2 separate regions of the Homo sapiens genome follow, and region 2 is linked to region 1. Evidence: read pairs that join two places in POLR2A ChIA-PET (ENCODE). Cell type or tissue: OCI-LY7. All regions are shown on one strand.

Region 1 (8,000 bases):
CAGGGACACAAATCCAAACCATATCAACTCTAATATGTAGCCAGGAGTGAGAACCACTTATATGTGGTAGGAGTTCGAGACCAGCCTGGCCAACACGGTGAAACCCCCTCTCTACTAAAAATATAAAAATTCGCCAAGTATGGTGGCAGATGCCTCTAATCCCAGCTATTTGGGAGGCTGAGGCAGGAGACTCGCTTGAAACAGGGAGGCAGAGGTTGCTGTGAGTCAAGATCATGGTACTGCACTCCAGCCTGGGTGACAGAATGAGACTCCATCTCAAAAGTAAATAAATAAATAAATAAAGCCCTGCCAATGTCAGCTAGGGGGCTCTGGAAGCTGAGGTGGGAGGATCACTTGAGGCCAGGAATTCAAGGATGCAGTGAGCTATGATCGTGCCATTGCACTCCAGCCTGGGCAATAGAGCCAGACCCAGACGCAAAAAGAAAAAGAAAAGATCACCTAGGAGAGTGGTTCTCAACCCTGGCTGCATATTAAAATTACCTGGGAGTTTTTAAGCCTTGATGCCCAGGTTGTGCCCTAACCAACTGTATCATTCTCTCTGGAAGTGGGGGCTTATGAATTAGCATTTTGTAAAACTCCTCATGAGAGTAATTTCAGTTGCTGTCAAGGTTAGAACCACAGAGTCCCAGGGCGTGTTCGTGGGAGCCAGAAAAGAAGAGATCTGAAGATTGAGCCGCAGTGCCCTTGAAGATGAAGGAGGCTAAGCTAGGAGGAGCTGCAAGAGAGGGCTTACAGGCTTTCCTCAAATGTCTGAACTGTGGCTGTCCACTCACATTTAAGAATTAAAAATAGAAAATTGGACTGGAAACTCAGTGTGCATAGGTGGGGCTTGTGGACTGCGGGCTTTCTTTTTGGGGCAGAGGGTGGGCAGCTACCCATTATCTATATGGCCTTTCCCACACCCAAGTCTCTCCAGGGTTCTTCAGGGCAGTTCCCCTCCCTCCCTCCCCTTCTCAGCTGTACTCCCTCTGAGCTGTGGGTTTCTCCACCTGCCTTCATCAGTTACAGCTCTCTCAAGCTGTCCATCTTGCACAAGCATGTTGAAACTTCTCGGGCCCTTCCACTGTAAACCCTCTGCCCATTCCCTGTGTTATTGCTAGTTTACACCTTTATGTCCTTTTACCATCATTTAAATAGGATCTTAAGAGGGAGAGTAGGTAAATTGAGGTAATTAAATAATCATCTTGAACCAGAAGTCTCCCAACTATTTTTTTGACACTGAGAGTCTCTCTCTGTCACCCAGGCTGGAGTGCAGTGGCATGATCACAGCTTACTGCAGCCTCAACCTCCCTGGCTCAAAAGATCCTCCCACCTCAGCCTCCCCAGTATCTGGGACTATAGGTGCTCGCTACCACACCTGTCTAATTTTTGTAGTTTTTGTAGAGATGGGGCTTTGCCATTTTGCTTAGGCTGCTTCCAACTTTTTAAACATGAGAATCGCTTTAAATGCGAGGAATAGTTTCACAGCACCTGTATGATGGAAGTTACATGTACTTTCAGTATCCGTTAATTAATAGGGAAAATGCATATTGACACACAAAGTCCTCTGAATTAATTCAGTAGCACTTTTAAGTGCATCTTCATCAGAAAACCATTTACATATTTTTGGAAAGTAATAGCATAACCATGTAGGAGAAAGTTAAGGTTGCAAACAACAATTGGTGACCAAGTAGATTGATATGCCTTTGCAATAACTGCAGAGTTCCCAAAGGATTCCAAGCCTGATCATTGGGACTCACAGTTCTAGACCCTAGGAAGCCACTGGAAGTTTTTGAATAAGAGAGAGGGTGTTACTGAAGAACTTATGACACTTGCTTCATTTACAGCTTTTCCCTGTCCATAGTTGCCTCTTTCTCTGGAAGTTTAGTGTTGGATGGGTTCCTCCCTGAGGGAGAGAGCATGTAGATGATACTGGCTGCCCCAGCCCTGAGCAAATTATTTGAGAAAAAAAAAAAAAAGAAGTTAAGTGCAATTCAGTCTCGGCTTTATATTCCATGACCTCCTCTTCTCTATTTTTTTCTTATCTACTCTCTTTAGAAATTCTGTTCCTTGCTGTCCATCAGTTAGCACAAATGGCTTGCATTTTGAGGTGGTCATGCTATTAGCACTATGCTGAGCATTTTACACACTTCTTCTCATTTAATCCTCATCAGCATCCTGTGGAGGTGAGCACAGCTCACATCTCATTTACAGATGAGGAAATTGAGGCAAAAAGAGGCTCAATGGCTTTCTCAGATCAAAGAGCCAGCAAGTGACAGAGCTGAGATTCTAGCCCAGGTGTCCCTGACTCCACAGCTAGTCCCCCTACTCCCCCACAAAGTTGGTGCTGCGAAAATGATGAGGAATTGAGAGACATATGAGCTACTTATAAATGACTGAATTGGGAAAAGACATCCATCTGTATCCAGGCTTCCCAAAGGGTCCACTCTCTGACAGCAGCCTCCCTGGTTTCTTTCAGGGGAAGCTACTTTGCATTTCAGTGGTCCCCAGCCTTTCCAAGCCCAAGTGTGGCTAATGCTACCCTCACTGCAGCCTTTCCTCCAGCCAAACTAGTCAGCAAGACCCTGAACTGTCCCTCCAGTCTTCATTCATAGCATTCTCCCTGCCTGGAGCATCCCTGCCTGTCCTTTACCCTTCATGTATCTAAGGCCCACTCCCTCTTCAGAGCCCACCTTCATCATCCAGGCTTCATGGAGCCTCCTCCTTCATTTGCCTTCTGCCAGTGATGATCTAACCTCCTAGCACCTTGCCATCTCCTCTCTTGTGTATGACTTCCCTCCCCACCCAGACGGTGAGACTCTGCCTTTAAAAATAATGACAAAACGAGTGGTCTTTAATTCACTCGAATAACAGATACTTCTTATAGAACATTTGAAAAAGAGAGAAGCTCAAAAAAAGTGACAGGGAAAAAAAGCCTTTAGCTTCACCACTAAAATAGTACTCCAGGGATTTTTTTGTCCTTGAGTCTATTTTCTGGATGAATTTTGGGTTTTGTTTTTGTGTATTGGTATGTGATGTCAGAATCAACTTTCTAAGCATCCCTCTTGTTGGATGCATAGTATTCCTCAGAAAGGATGTGCCATGGTTTGTTATAAGTGCAACTGCATCCCCCACAGGACCTAGCCTGGGGGACCCACCTAGGAGGGCCCTGGTGAAGACTGTGTGAGTAATTGGGTTGTCTGCAGGATAGGAAAAGGGTGGGTTACACCATGTGGTATGTAAGCTGCCAGGGGGCCATTTAGGAGGCTGGAAAATTACAGAGTGCTCATACTGAGCCTACATCTGCCAGAAAAGGGCGCTTAAAACAAATCCCATGAAATTATAGCTTTTGCAATCTATGAGTTAGACAAGAAAGTACACACGACCAATGTGTTTCAGTAGGAACGCTGCGAACAATGGTGTTAGCCATCACTGGGGGCCTGGGAAGAAAGGGTTTGAAAGAGAAAGGTCTTCCCAAATGTGGTTCTCAGTAAACATTCTTTATGATTCAGAGCTAATATGGTTTATGCCCTCGGCAGAGATGCCAGGGGTTCCCTGGGTTATGAGGCCTTGCTGGAGGGACAGCTCTTCGAAAGGGAAGCGTTACAGGCTGAGACTGTACCAAGCCTGTATGGGAGGGTTCCTTTGGTGTAGCTTTATCCCCGAAACACCACGTGTATGCTGATGGGGAATGGGGGCACAGGGTAGTACAAGATGCTCGTGCTCGTGTGTCTGTGTGTCTGACGTCAGGGTGGAAGGCTGTCTTTGTTTTTAATACTCTGTTGAAGCAGCAGAGTCACTCCAATAGAAAGAGAGGAGACATGGGTGGTTGGCTTTCTAGAATGTTGGCCTTTGGAAGCCACCAAGAGTGGAGGGAAGGCAGGCCCTGCGTACTTATCCCCACATCTGGGAGTCCCTGCTTCCAGGAGCAGTGACAGCCATCCTCCTGGCTCCTTGGTAGAAAGAACCTCAATCCTCCTCCCATCAGTGGCAGAAGTAGCTATGAGGATTGAAGCTGGGTGGGCGATGTCTCAATCCTTGGCAGAAGGATGGGAAACAAAGACTTTAAACATGTTAAACATCCTTTTACAGATCTCCAGAATTATAGTGACAGTGGGGAGAAGGAGGGAATGACCCATCCCCCATCCCGAGCTTGCTAGCCCAGCTCCTGGAAGATCAGCCCCTGGGCAGTGCCAGCCTGCATGACCGTCCTGATCCCCGACTCTGCCCTTTCTGCCAAAGAGCCAGCAGAGCACATGTCTCGGAGAAGACCCCCTATCACCTTCTAGGTTGTCTTGCCACAGAACAGGAGCACCCAGCAATACAGCAGAGCTTCCCACGGGTTTCTACAGTGTCTTCAGAGAACCGCAAGGAGGGTCAGCCCTTGTGGAGTCTCTGACCCAAATTCTGACATTACCTCTATGACTTATTCACAAAGTGACCTCACACTGCACTTTTCTGAGCCTCAGATTGTGCATCTAAAAACCGAGGATAATGCTTACCTCACTAGGTGGTTGTGAAGAAATGTAAATAAACCGTGTGTGAAAATGATTCCTAAAACCAGAAAACCCCACATAAGCCTCAGTGAGGAAAGCAACACAGTGTAGTAATCAAAGCTAAAAAAAAAAAAAAAAATGTAGGTGTCTGTGCTTGTTGTGGTGGTGGTTGTTGCTATTTATTGTGGTGACGGTGGTTGTGTCAGAGTCTGCAGTCTAATGCCCTGGTAGCTCCTTATTCACAGCTACGTTGATACATCTGCTCAAGTAAATTAAAGTTCCCACCTCAAAAAAGAACACGTTGGCCAAGCACAGTAGTGCACACCTACAGTCCCAGCTACTCGGAGGCTGAGGTGGGAGGATCTCTTGAGCTCAGAGGTTTGAGGCTGTAGCGCGTTATGATTGTGCCTGTGAGTAGCCACTGCACTCCAGGCTTGGCAACACAGTGAGACCCCATCTCTAAATAAATAAAGAAAAAGAAAAAGAACTCATTCTCAAGCCAATGTGTGAATTGACCCAAGTATTTGTTGGCCCAGAAGTATAAAATGTGTTTTCACTAGCCAGTGATGAAAACCTGTCAGTTTCCCATGTCTTTCTTGCTTGTCGCTGTGCATGAGTGAGCTTCTCACACGTTCAAAGGCAGAAGCCATCTGAGTGCTCTCACCTGGCTTTGATACTCTCACCTCGCGCCATCCCTGCTGAGGACCTTAAGGGTCACAGTGTGGCAGTGATTTCTGTGATAAAACAAAAATCTATGTAGTGTGACTGGGGCCCAGATGAAATATAGGCTCCTGAAAGCCCAACCTGGCTGCAGGACCCCAGAACAGGCCCAGGGTTGCTGGAACCCACCCCAGAGACCTTCCCCTCAGAGCTCCCATGAAAGGGAGCAAGAAGGGAGAATGGGTGGCAGAGGCATTTTACAGTTTATCAAGGCATGGGTAGACTAATGTTTTAAAACTAAAAAAGAAAATCCTTGTTGTTCTGTTTACTGAGCATCTACTAAGCGCCTAGTGTTGCACTGAATCTCAGACTAGGACTGTGACTTGTTTGCGAAGGCTCCAGTCCCTGGGCTGTGCATGTGCCAGGGTGCTTGTGAGGAGCAGTCGGTCCCTGCGTCTGAGCATCCTCAGGAAGACCAGGCTGTGCCCCTGGGCCCAAGCCTGGTGTGGAGTGAGGAGAGCTGCGTCAGAGAGAGCCTCGACAGAAGTGGTATGATGAGAACCTGGAGGAGCCCAGCAGGCCTGATGGAAGCAGCTGGTTCCTTGGCTGCCCCTATCCTGCCCAGGAGGTTATTTCTCTGGGAATAAACAGTCCCCTGCAGTTAGCAGGATAAATATAAACACAGCCTCCTGATCAGGGCTCAGAAACCAAGCTTTGCATCCTGGGCTCCCTGCTGCCGCTGCTGCTGCTGCTGCTGCTACAGAAAACAGAATGAGCCAGGGTGCAGCCACGTGGGGCTTCTGCAGCCAAGCAAACAGGCGGCCCCAGTCTCCTTCCGGCTGCCATAACAAAGTACCACGGACTGGGGGACTTAAACAATGGAAATGTATTTTCTCACAATTCTGGAGGCCAGAAGTCTAAGATCAAGGGGCTGGCAGGGTTGGTTTCTCCTGAGGACTCTCTCCTTGGCTTGCAGACAACCACCTTCTCCATATCTTCACGTGGTTTTCCTTGTGTATGTCTGTATCTTAATACACTCTTCCTGTGAGGACACCAGCCATATTGGATTAGGGCTCACCCTAATGGCCTCGTTTTACCTTGATTCCCTTTTTTAAAAAGCCTTTCTACCAATGCAGTAACATTCTGAGGTACTGGAGTGTTACGATCTCAACCTATGAATGTATGGGCATACAGTTCAGTGCAGAACAGGGGCCCAGGAGGTCACCGAGACCATCTCCCTGCCTTCAGACTGAAACTCATCAGAACATTCCTAGAGGGAGGAGAGTCAGCCCAAATTTTAAAGACCACCTTAGAGAAAGATATTTCATATATTTGGTGTGGCTTGGTGATTTTCAGAAATTGCTATTGCTGGTGACTAAAAGCCAGCTTGCTTCCACAAAGCATTTGAATGAATGTAAGTGCTGAAACTGGAATAACTGAACCACAAACTCTAAGAGTGCAGGACCGTGTCCTAGCACAGCACTTGCCATAGCAGGCTCCCAACAGGCTTCCTGTGGACACGAAGAGGACAAGGGAAAGAGGGAGGGATGAAGGAAGCTAAAAATCAATTGGAAAAGGGTGAGGGATGTATCAGGTACTGGGGCGCAGCTCTACAGCAATGAATGGCCACGGTGGCTCTGCACTTCCCATTGGAACACTCAAACTGGGCAATAGGGCACTCAGAGTTCAATAAAAGGCAGCAAGTCACAAGTGTCCTCAGGAAACCAGCACCTCAGATTCTGAATTCTAGGAGGAAGGAATTGCACAGATGGATCTTACTGATTTATGTAGAGACAGGGTCTCACTCTGTTGCCCAGGCTGGAGTGCAGTGGTAGAATCACAGCTCACTCCAGCCTTGACCTCCTGGGCTCAAACAATCCTGCCTCAGCCTCCTGAGTAGCTGGAACTACAGGTGTGAGCCACCATGCCCAGCTTGCTTTTGTTTGTTTGTTTGTTTGTTTGTTTTTAATTGTTTCTAGGGATGGAGTCTCACCATGTTGCCCAGGCTGGTCCCAAACTCCTGGCCTCAAGCAATCCCCCTGCCTTGGCCTCCCAAAGTGCTGGCATGACAGGCATAAGCCACCGTGCCTAGCCTAACAGATCTTTAAAGAGAGACATCGGCAGTGATGGCTTTTCTTTGGTTTTGCAGAAGACACAGGAAGAGTCTTCAAATGGATGCTTCCACTGTCCCTTCAGAAAGGCAGAAGATGGAGCGCTAAATCTGACTGAAGGCACTTCTGTGGGCAGTGAGGGCACTATCGTTCACCTGCTATTTTCTGATCACCCATTTTAATTTAGAGATGGCATTTGAGGGGTCTTTACTGCTGCGGTTACCGGGGTCTCATTCAAACCCTGAGCAGGTGAGCCCATGCCCTCTCACGTCCCAGGCCGGACACTCAGCCCCCTGGCACAGTGACTACACCTCATGGCTGGCACAGAGTAGGAAAGTGAGTAGCTGTGAGTACACACATGAGGGAGGGGGTTGACACTGTTGTGAAACTTCAGCACCATTGCTTGTATCTTCTCCAAGATAGGTCTGCCCGGTGAGGCCTTCTCTTCCCTGCTCCACCCTTTGTGGAGGCCTAACCTTGATAAGGAGCTGAAGAAGCATATTTAGTGTTTCCTCTGTGCCACGTACTCTGCTAAATCCGCCAGCTGTCCCCTCCCCTCTGATCCCCACAACCATCTGTAAGGCAGTGCTGTCTACTTGATAGATGGGGAAACTGAGGCACAGCGAGTAGCTTGCTGACAGCCACCAGTGAGTAGTGGGGGCTGGATCAACCTAAACCCTTGACTCCAGGGCTTGTGATTTAGCCACTGTACTCATACGTGGGCAAGTCACAC
Region 2 (8,000 bases), 79 kb before region 1:
CGAGGTGGGCAGATCACTTGAGGCCAGGAGTTCAAGACCAGCCTGGCCAACATGCTGAGACCCCATCTCTACACAAAAATTAGCTGGACATGGTTACATTTGCCTGTGATCCCAGCTGCTCGGAAGGCTGAAGCATGAGAATTGCTTGAACCCCCAGAGGCGGAGGTTGCAATAAGCCAAGATCACGCCTCTGCACTCCAGCCTGGGCAATAGAGCGAGACTCTGTCTCAAAATAAAATAAAAAAAATAAAATAAAATAAAATAATAAAATAAAATAAAATAAAATAAAATAAAATAAAATAAAATGCACAAAACTGCTCACGTTACTCCTTTCAGTGGCTCCCTGTATTATTAGTCTGTTCTTGCACTGCTATAAGGAAATACCTGAAACTGGGTAATTTACAAAGAAAAGAGGTTTAATTGGTTCACAGTTCCATAAGCTATACAGGAAACATGGTAGCATCTGCTGGGATTCTGGGGAGGCCTCAGGAAACATACAATCATGGCAGAAGGGGAAGGGGAAGCCAGCAGTTCACATGGCCAGAGCGAGAGGAAGAGAGGGGGGCAGAGAGGTGCCACACACTTTTAAACAACCAGCTCTCACAAGAACTCACTATTATAAGAACAGCACCAAGAGGATGGTGCCAACCCCTTTATCAGAACTCTACCCTCATGATCCATTCACCTCCCACAAGGTCCCACCTCCAACTGGGGATTATAACTCAACATGAGATTTGGTGGAGACACAGATCTAAATGATATCACTCCCCTTACACTTTGTCACTTTTGGGTTGTAGCTGAGACTTTTGGGAATCTCCCCAGTTCCGGGCTCATCTCCACCTTCCCTCTCACATCCTGTTGGCCAGATCTATATCCTCCTTGAAGTTCTGCACTGGCCACCCTCTGAGCCTTTGCTTACACTGCTCTCTGCCTGTGATGTCTGTCTGCTTCTGGTTCTCCTCCAGCTACCCACTGGACCTCAGATAGTGCCCACTGTATGACCCCCCTTGCCCTTTAAGGACTGGCCTTTCTGCCACTCCAGCCATTCATTTATTCAGCACAGTGTTAGGTGATGAGGGGTGACATATATAGAACCACATGGAGACAGCACATGTGGCAAAATGATCCTAGTCAATCCAACTAGGTGAAAGAAATTTGGGTATTGATTGTAATGGTACACCATTCTTGCAATTTTTCTGTGGGTTTTAAGTTTTTCTAAAGAGAAAATCAAGTAAAAATTGAATAGATTCCAATTAGAAATAGGATAAAAGATTTGAATAGATATTTCTCAAAGGAAGACATACAGATGGCCAAAAGTTACAGGAAAAATTGCTGGACATCACTAATCATTGGGGAAATTCATATCAAAATCACAGTGAGGTATTATCTCTCACTTGTTAAAATTGCTGCTATCAAAAAACAAGACAGCAAATGATACAAATGTGGAGAAAGGGGAACCCTCCTACGCTGTTGGTGGGAACGTTAATTAGTAGAGCCATTATGGAAAACGGTATGGAGGTTTCTCAAAAAATTAAAAATAGAACTACCATATGATCCAGCAATCCCACTACTGGGTATATATCCAAAGGAAAGGAAGTCAGTGTGTCAAAGAGTTATCTGTGCTCCCAAGTTCATTGCAGCTCTACTCGCAATAGCCAAGATATGGAACCAACCTAAGTGTCCATCAATGGATAAATGGATGAAGAAAATGTGATATATATACACAATGAAATATTCTTCAGCCTTAGAAAAGAAAGAAATCCTGTCATTCATGGCAACAAGGATGAACCTAGAGGGCATTATATTAAGTGAAATAAGCCATGCACAGAAAGACACATATCACATGATCTCACTCAGATTTGGAATCTAAAGAAGTTGATCTCATAGAAGTAGACAGTAGAATAGTGACCACTAGAAGTTTGGGAGGGGATGAGGGAGGCAGGGGCAGGGAAAAGTTGGTCAGTGAGTACAAAGTTACAATTAGAGACAAGGGACAGGCTCACAGCTAATAACATACTGAATGGGGAAAAACTGAAAGCCTTTCCTCTAAGATCTGGAACATGACAAGGATGCCCACTTTCACCACTGTTATTCAACATAGTACTGGAAGTCCTAGCTAGAGCAATCAGACAAGAGGAAGAAATAAAGGGCACCCAGGCTGGAAAGGAAGAAGTCAAACTATCTTTATGTGCAGATGATAGGATCTTATATTTGGAAAAACCTAAAGACTCTGCCAAAAAACTATTAAAACTTGTGAACAAATTCAGTAAATTTGCAGGATACAAAATCAACATACAAAAATCAGTAGCATTTCTATATGCCAACAACGAACAATCTGAAAAAGAAATGAAAAAAAAAATTCCATTAAAGTAGCCACAAATAAAATTAAGTAGCTAGGAATTAACCAAAGAAATGAAAAATCTCTACAATGAAAACTATAAAACACTGATGAAAGAAATTGAAAAGAACACCAAAAAAAGTAAAGCTATTTCATGTTCGTGAATTGAAAGAATCAATATTGTTAAAATGTCCATACAACCCAAAGCACTCTACAGATTCAATGCAATCCCTATCAAAATACTGACATTCTTCACAGAAATAGAAAAAAAAAACCACACAAAAGACCCGGAATAGCCAAAGCTATCTTAAGCAAAAAACAAAAACAAAAACAAACCCAAAAATCCGGGGGAATCACATTACCTGACTTTCAACTATACTACAGAGTTTTGTTAACCAGCATGGTACTGGCATAAAAACAAACATATAGACCAATGAAACAGAATAGAGAACCCAGAAACAAATCCACACACCCACAGTGAACTCATTTTCAACAAAGGTGCCAAGAACATATACTGGGGAAAAGACAGTCTCTTCAATAAATGGTGCTGGGAAAACTGAATATCTATATGCAGAAGACTGAAACTCAACCCCAACCTCTTGCCATATACAAAAATTAAATCAAAATGAATTAAAGACTTTAAGACCTCAAACTATAAAACTACTACAAGAAAACATTGGGGAAACTCTCCAGGACATTGGTCTGGGCAAAAATTTCTTGAGTAATACCCCACAAGCATAGGCAACCAAATCAAAAATGGACAAATGGGATCACATCAAGTTAAAAAGCTTCTGCATAGTGAAGGAAACAATCAACAAAGTGAAGAGACAACCCACACAATGGGGGAAAATATTTGCAAACGACTCATCTGACAAGTATTAATTACCAGAGTATATAAGGAGCTTAAACAGCTTCATAGGAAAAAAAACTAATAATCTAACTAAAAAAATGGGCAAAAGATTTGAATAGACATTTCTCAAAAGAAGACATACAATAGCAAACAGGCATATGAAAAGGTGTTCCCCATCACTGATCATCAGAGAAATGCAAATCAAAGCTACAGTGAGGCTGGACGCAGTGGCTCACACCTATAAACCCAGCACTTTGGGAGGCTGAGGCAGACAGATCACTTGACAGATCACTTGAGGTCAGGAGTTCAAGACCAACATGGTGAAACCCCGTCTCTACTAAAAACACAAAAATTAGCTGGGCGTGGTGGGCACCTATAATCCCAGCTACTTGGGAGGCTGAGGCAGGAGAATCATTGAACCCAGGAGGTGGAGGTTGCAGTGGGCTGAGATTGTGCCACTGCACTCCAGCCTGGGCAACAGAGTAAGACTCTGTCTCAAAACAAAACAAAACAAAAAAACTACAATGAGATATCATCTCACACCAGTTAAAATAGCTTTCATCCAAAAGACAGGCAGTAATACATGCTGGAGAGGAAGTGGAGAAAAGGGAACCCTCATGCACTGTTGGTGGAAATGTAAATTAGTATGACCACTATGGAGAACAGTTTGGACGTTCTCCCAAAAACTAAAAATAGAGTTACCATACAATACAGCAATCCCATTGCTGGGTATATACCCAATGAAAAGGAAATCAGTATATCAAAGAGATACCTGCACTCCCATATTTGTTGCTGCACTGTTCACAATAGCCAAGATTTGGAAGCACCCTTGGTGTCCATCAACAGATGAATAGATGAAGAAAATATGCTACATATACACAGTGGAGTACTATTCAGTCATAAAAAAAGAATTAATCCTGTCATTTGCAACAATATGCATGGAATTGGAGATCATTATGTTAAGTGAAATAAGCCCTCCAAGTACAGAAAAAAAAAAGCATTGCATGTTGTCACTCATTTGTGGGATCTAAAAATCAAAACAATTGAACTCATGGATATAGAGAAGGGAAGGATGGTTACTAGAGGCTGGGAAGGCTAGTGGTGCGGGTATAGGGGATAGATCAGGATGATTAATGGGTACAGAAAAAAATAGTTAGAATGAATAAGACCTAGTAATTGACAGCAAAACAGTGTGACTATAGTCGATAACAATTTAATTGTACATTTAGAAATAACTAAAAGTATAATTGGATTGTATGTAACACAAAGCATAAATGCTTGAGTTGATGGATACCCCATTTCCCATGATATGATTATAATGCATTGCATGTATGTATCAAAATATCTTATGTACCCCATAAATATATACACATATTATATACCCACAAAAATTCAAAATTTAAAAATTTAAACAACTAATTAAATAGAAGAAATAAGTTCTGGCGTTCTATTGCACAGTAGGGTGACTATGGTTAACAATATTGTATTGTATATTTCAAAATAGCTAGAAGGATCTCAAATGTTCGTACCACAAAGAAATGATAAATGTATGAAGTGAAGGATACGCTAATTACCCTGATTTGAATTTTACACAATGTATACATGTATTAGAACATCACATTGTACCCCATAAATATGTACAATTATTATATGTCAATAAAAATAAAATTTTTAAATGTTTAAATGAGTCCTGGCGCAGTGGCTCATGTCTGTAATCCCAGCACTTTGGGAGGCTAAGGCGGGCAGATTAGAGTTCCAGATAAGGTCAGGAGTTTGAGATCAGCCAGGCCAACATGGCGAAACTCCGTCTCTATTAAAAATACAGAAAATTAGCTGGGTGTGGTGGCAGGTGCCTGTAATCCCAGCTACTTGGGAGGCTGAGGCAGGAAAACCTCTTGAACCCGGGAGACAGAGGTTGCAGTGAGCCAAGATCGAGCCACTGCACTCCAGCCTGGGCGACAGAGCAAGACTGTCTCAGGGAAAAAAAAAAAAAAAGTTTAAATAAATAGAATATGGGTCCGCACAGAAATTTATTCAAATGTTAAGTTTATTGTAACTGATTGAGAGACCAGTATCCACTGAAATTCAGGGCCAGGGTTTGCTGTTACAGCTCCACACTTAACAGTAAATTTGCTGTAGTATTTAAATTTACTTATAAATTTAAACACGTATGTATTTTCTTTCCTTTTCCTTTTCTTTTTTAAAAAATTTCCCCCACTTGAAGAGCTGATATACATGTTTAATTTGGGAGAAAAGTTAGGATTAAAAAAAAAACAGATAAGTAGATAAAAGAAATACAAAATGGATTATACTACACACAGTTTTTGTTACTCCACAATGTAGTATAAACACCTTTTCATGTTAATAAATACGTTGGCATTGTAATAGCTGCATTACTTTCCATGGAATAGATCCTGCATGATCTATGTAACTCCAAGATTTTTTCCCCTATATACACAAAAACAAGCTCCAGTTCCCTGATTCTGGCACCTTCCATGAGTCTAGCCCAAAGAGAAAAGTCAACGCCAATGCTGGCTTTTTGTCGAGAAAGGTGACACGTTGTTATTTGGGCTTCAAAGGAAAAAAATCAAAACTGACAGGTTAGAATTAATTGGGAAAAGCACCTCATCTCAAATGCCATGAGCATTTCAATAGATGGAGCCCAATCTGCTCAGCAGTGCTGCCCTAGGAGGCCAACAGAGTTTCAGGCCACTCCTGGGCCAGTGGCAAGATGGAGAGGAGCTAAAAATAGACCCAGAACTGAGCATTGAGACTTTCCTGAATTCATAGGCATAAATACTGCCCTAGAAGGACTTGCCTCTCCAATGGTTTCCAACCATGGCACGTCACATTGCCTAAAATTCTCAAGGATTATGATTTTGTAAAAGGCCTCTGTCGGGAAGTAGGCAGCTCTCCTGGGAGGAGGGCAGAGTGACCCTCCCATCAGGACAGAGTGGAGACAGCTGCAGCTTTGGAGTCACATGGACTGGGGCTGGTTCCAGCTCTGCCCATCACCAGCTGTGTGACCTTGGGTCAACTCCTCAACCTCTCTGAGCTGCTGTGTTTTCATCTGTAAGAAGGAGATAACAGGCCACTTCACAGAGTTATTGTGAGGATAAAATGGAATGCTGCCTGGAGCAGGGTATAGGAGGTGAACAAATGGGGCGTGTTACTATTACTGAGGACCTGAATTTGTTTCTCAGATTAGCCAGGTGTGGTTTTGGGAGAGCTGAGTTTTCATGGGGTTGGTGGTGTGCATGAGAGCTGTGCAGCAGAGCCCCCAAGCATGACGCATGGAAAAGGAGGACAGGTCTGCACATCCAGGACCAACCAGGGCATTTAGGGTAGGATGCAGATGTGCTGGAATGTATCAGGATACCTCATTCATTGCCATAGCCTCAGCATTCACAGATGTAACATTCATAGAGTCAGATATTCTCTAGTCAACTCTGAAGGTTTGTGAACCTTTTATTTAAAGGTTTGTGACCTTTAATAATAACCTGCTGTTTTGCTGAGACATTAATCTGAAGCACATTAACTTTGAGTAAGACAGTGCATCTTATAGATTTCCCAGGGTTGGCCCTTAATGTGGCTTTGCAGAACACATATTGAAAGCCTGGATTAGGGTCCAGGTCTATTAACCACCCTGACCCCAGAGGCCTGATCTCTGCCCAAGATCCTAGTGGGGCTCGACACACAGGTACCCTCCTTGTCCTGATGGTGACTAGGTTCCATCGAGGGCTTTTCAGGACTGGAGTGACTGATGAACCTCCAGGATGTGTTGGACCATTAACTGGCTGTGCACAGACGACATAAATCCTGTTTAAATGGGTGCTGCGGAGTGAAGCTGCTTTCAACTCTGTATTAGTTTTCTAGGGCTGCTGTAACAAAGCACCACAACTGGGTAGCTTAGAGCAACAAAAATATATCATCTCCCAGTTCTGGAGGCTAGAAATCTGAAGTCACGGTGTTGACAGGGCCATGCTCCCTCAGAAACCTGTAGGGGAGAATCCTTCTTTGCCTCTCTGGCTTCTGGTGCCTTTGGCATTCCTTGGCTTACAGAGAGATGTGTTGCTGCCATCTCTGCCTCCACTGTCAAATGGCTGGCTTTAGCCTGCATGACTCTGACCTCTTCTTTTATTTTATTTTGTTTTATTTATTTATTTATTTATTTATTTATTTATTTTTTGAGACAGAGTCTTGCTCTGTTGCCCAGGCTGGAGTGCAATGGCACGATCTTGGCTCACTGCAACCTCCGCCCCCCAGGTTCAAGCGATTCTCCTGCCTCAGCTTCCTGAGTAGTTGGGATTACAGGCATGCACCACCATGCCCGGTTAATTTTTGTATTTTTAGTAGAGATGGGGTTTCGGCATGGTGGCCAGGCTGGTCTCAAACTCCTGACCTCAGGTGATCCACCCACCTCGGCCTCCCAAAGTTCTGGGATTACAGCCATGAGCCATCATGCCCAGCCTGACCTCTTCTTTTAAAAATACCAGTCACATTAGGCTGGGCACAGTAGCTCACATCTGTAATCCCAGTACTTTGGGAGGCCAAGGTGGAGGACTGCTTGAGCCAGGAATTTGAGACCAGCCTGGACAACATAGCAAGACCCCATCTCTAAAAAATATTGTTTTAAAATTAGCCAGTCATCATGGTAGGTCACAATAGTCCCAGCTACTCAGGAGGCTGAGATGGGAGGATCCCTTGAGCCCAGGAGTTCAAGGCTGCAGTGAGCTATGATCACACTACTACACTCCAGCCTGGGTGACACGGTGAGACCATGCCAAAAAAAAAAAAAAAAATAGATACCAC

The links. ChIA-PET counts read pairs that join two places held together with the same protein. Peaks named below come from ENCODE experiments on the same cell type or tissue, not always from the same donor. Only the 100,000 strongest peaks of a DNase experiment are listed, where the experiment ranks them.
Region 2: POLR2A ChIA-PET joins it to region 1 with 5 read pairs; 4 of 35 experiments call an interaction of 5 or more read pairs at or near these places.

What each region holds. Positions count from the first base shown.
Region 1 is chr2:47,539,894-47,547,893 of GRCh38, reverse strand. All of the region lies in intron 1 of KCNK12 (potassium two pore domain channel subfamily K member 12), which reads left to right. It also overlaps a transcript of MSH2 not described here. Among named protein-coding and RNA genes, the nearest start is that of MSH2-OT1, 16 kb to the right of the region's middle. In OCI-LY7, no CTCF peak of the experiment used is centred here; no DNase peak of the experiment used is centred here.
Region 2 is chr2:47,619,137-47,627,136 of GRCh38, reverse strand. It overlaps a transcript of MSH2 not described here. Among named protein-coding and RNA genes, the nearest start is that of KCNK12, 52 kb to the right of the region's middle. In OCI-LY7, no CTCF peak of the experiment used is centred here; a DNase peak (open chromatin) is centred at 3,406.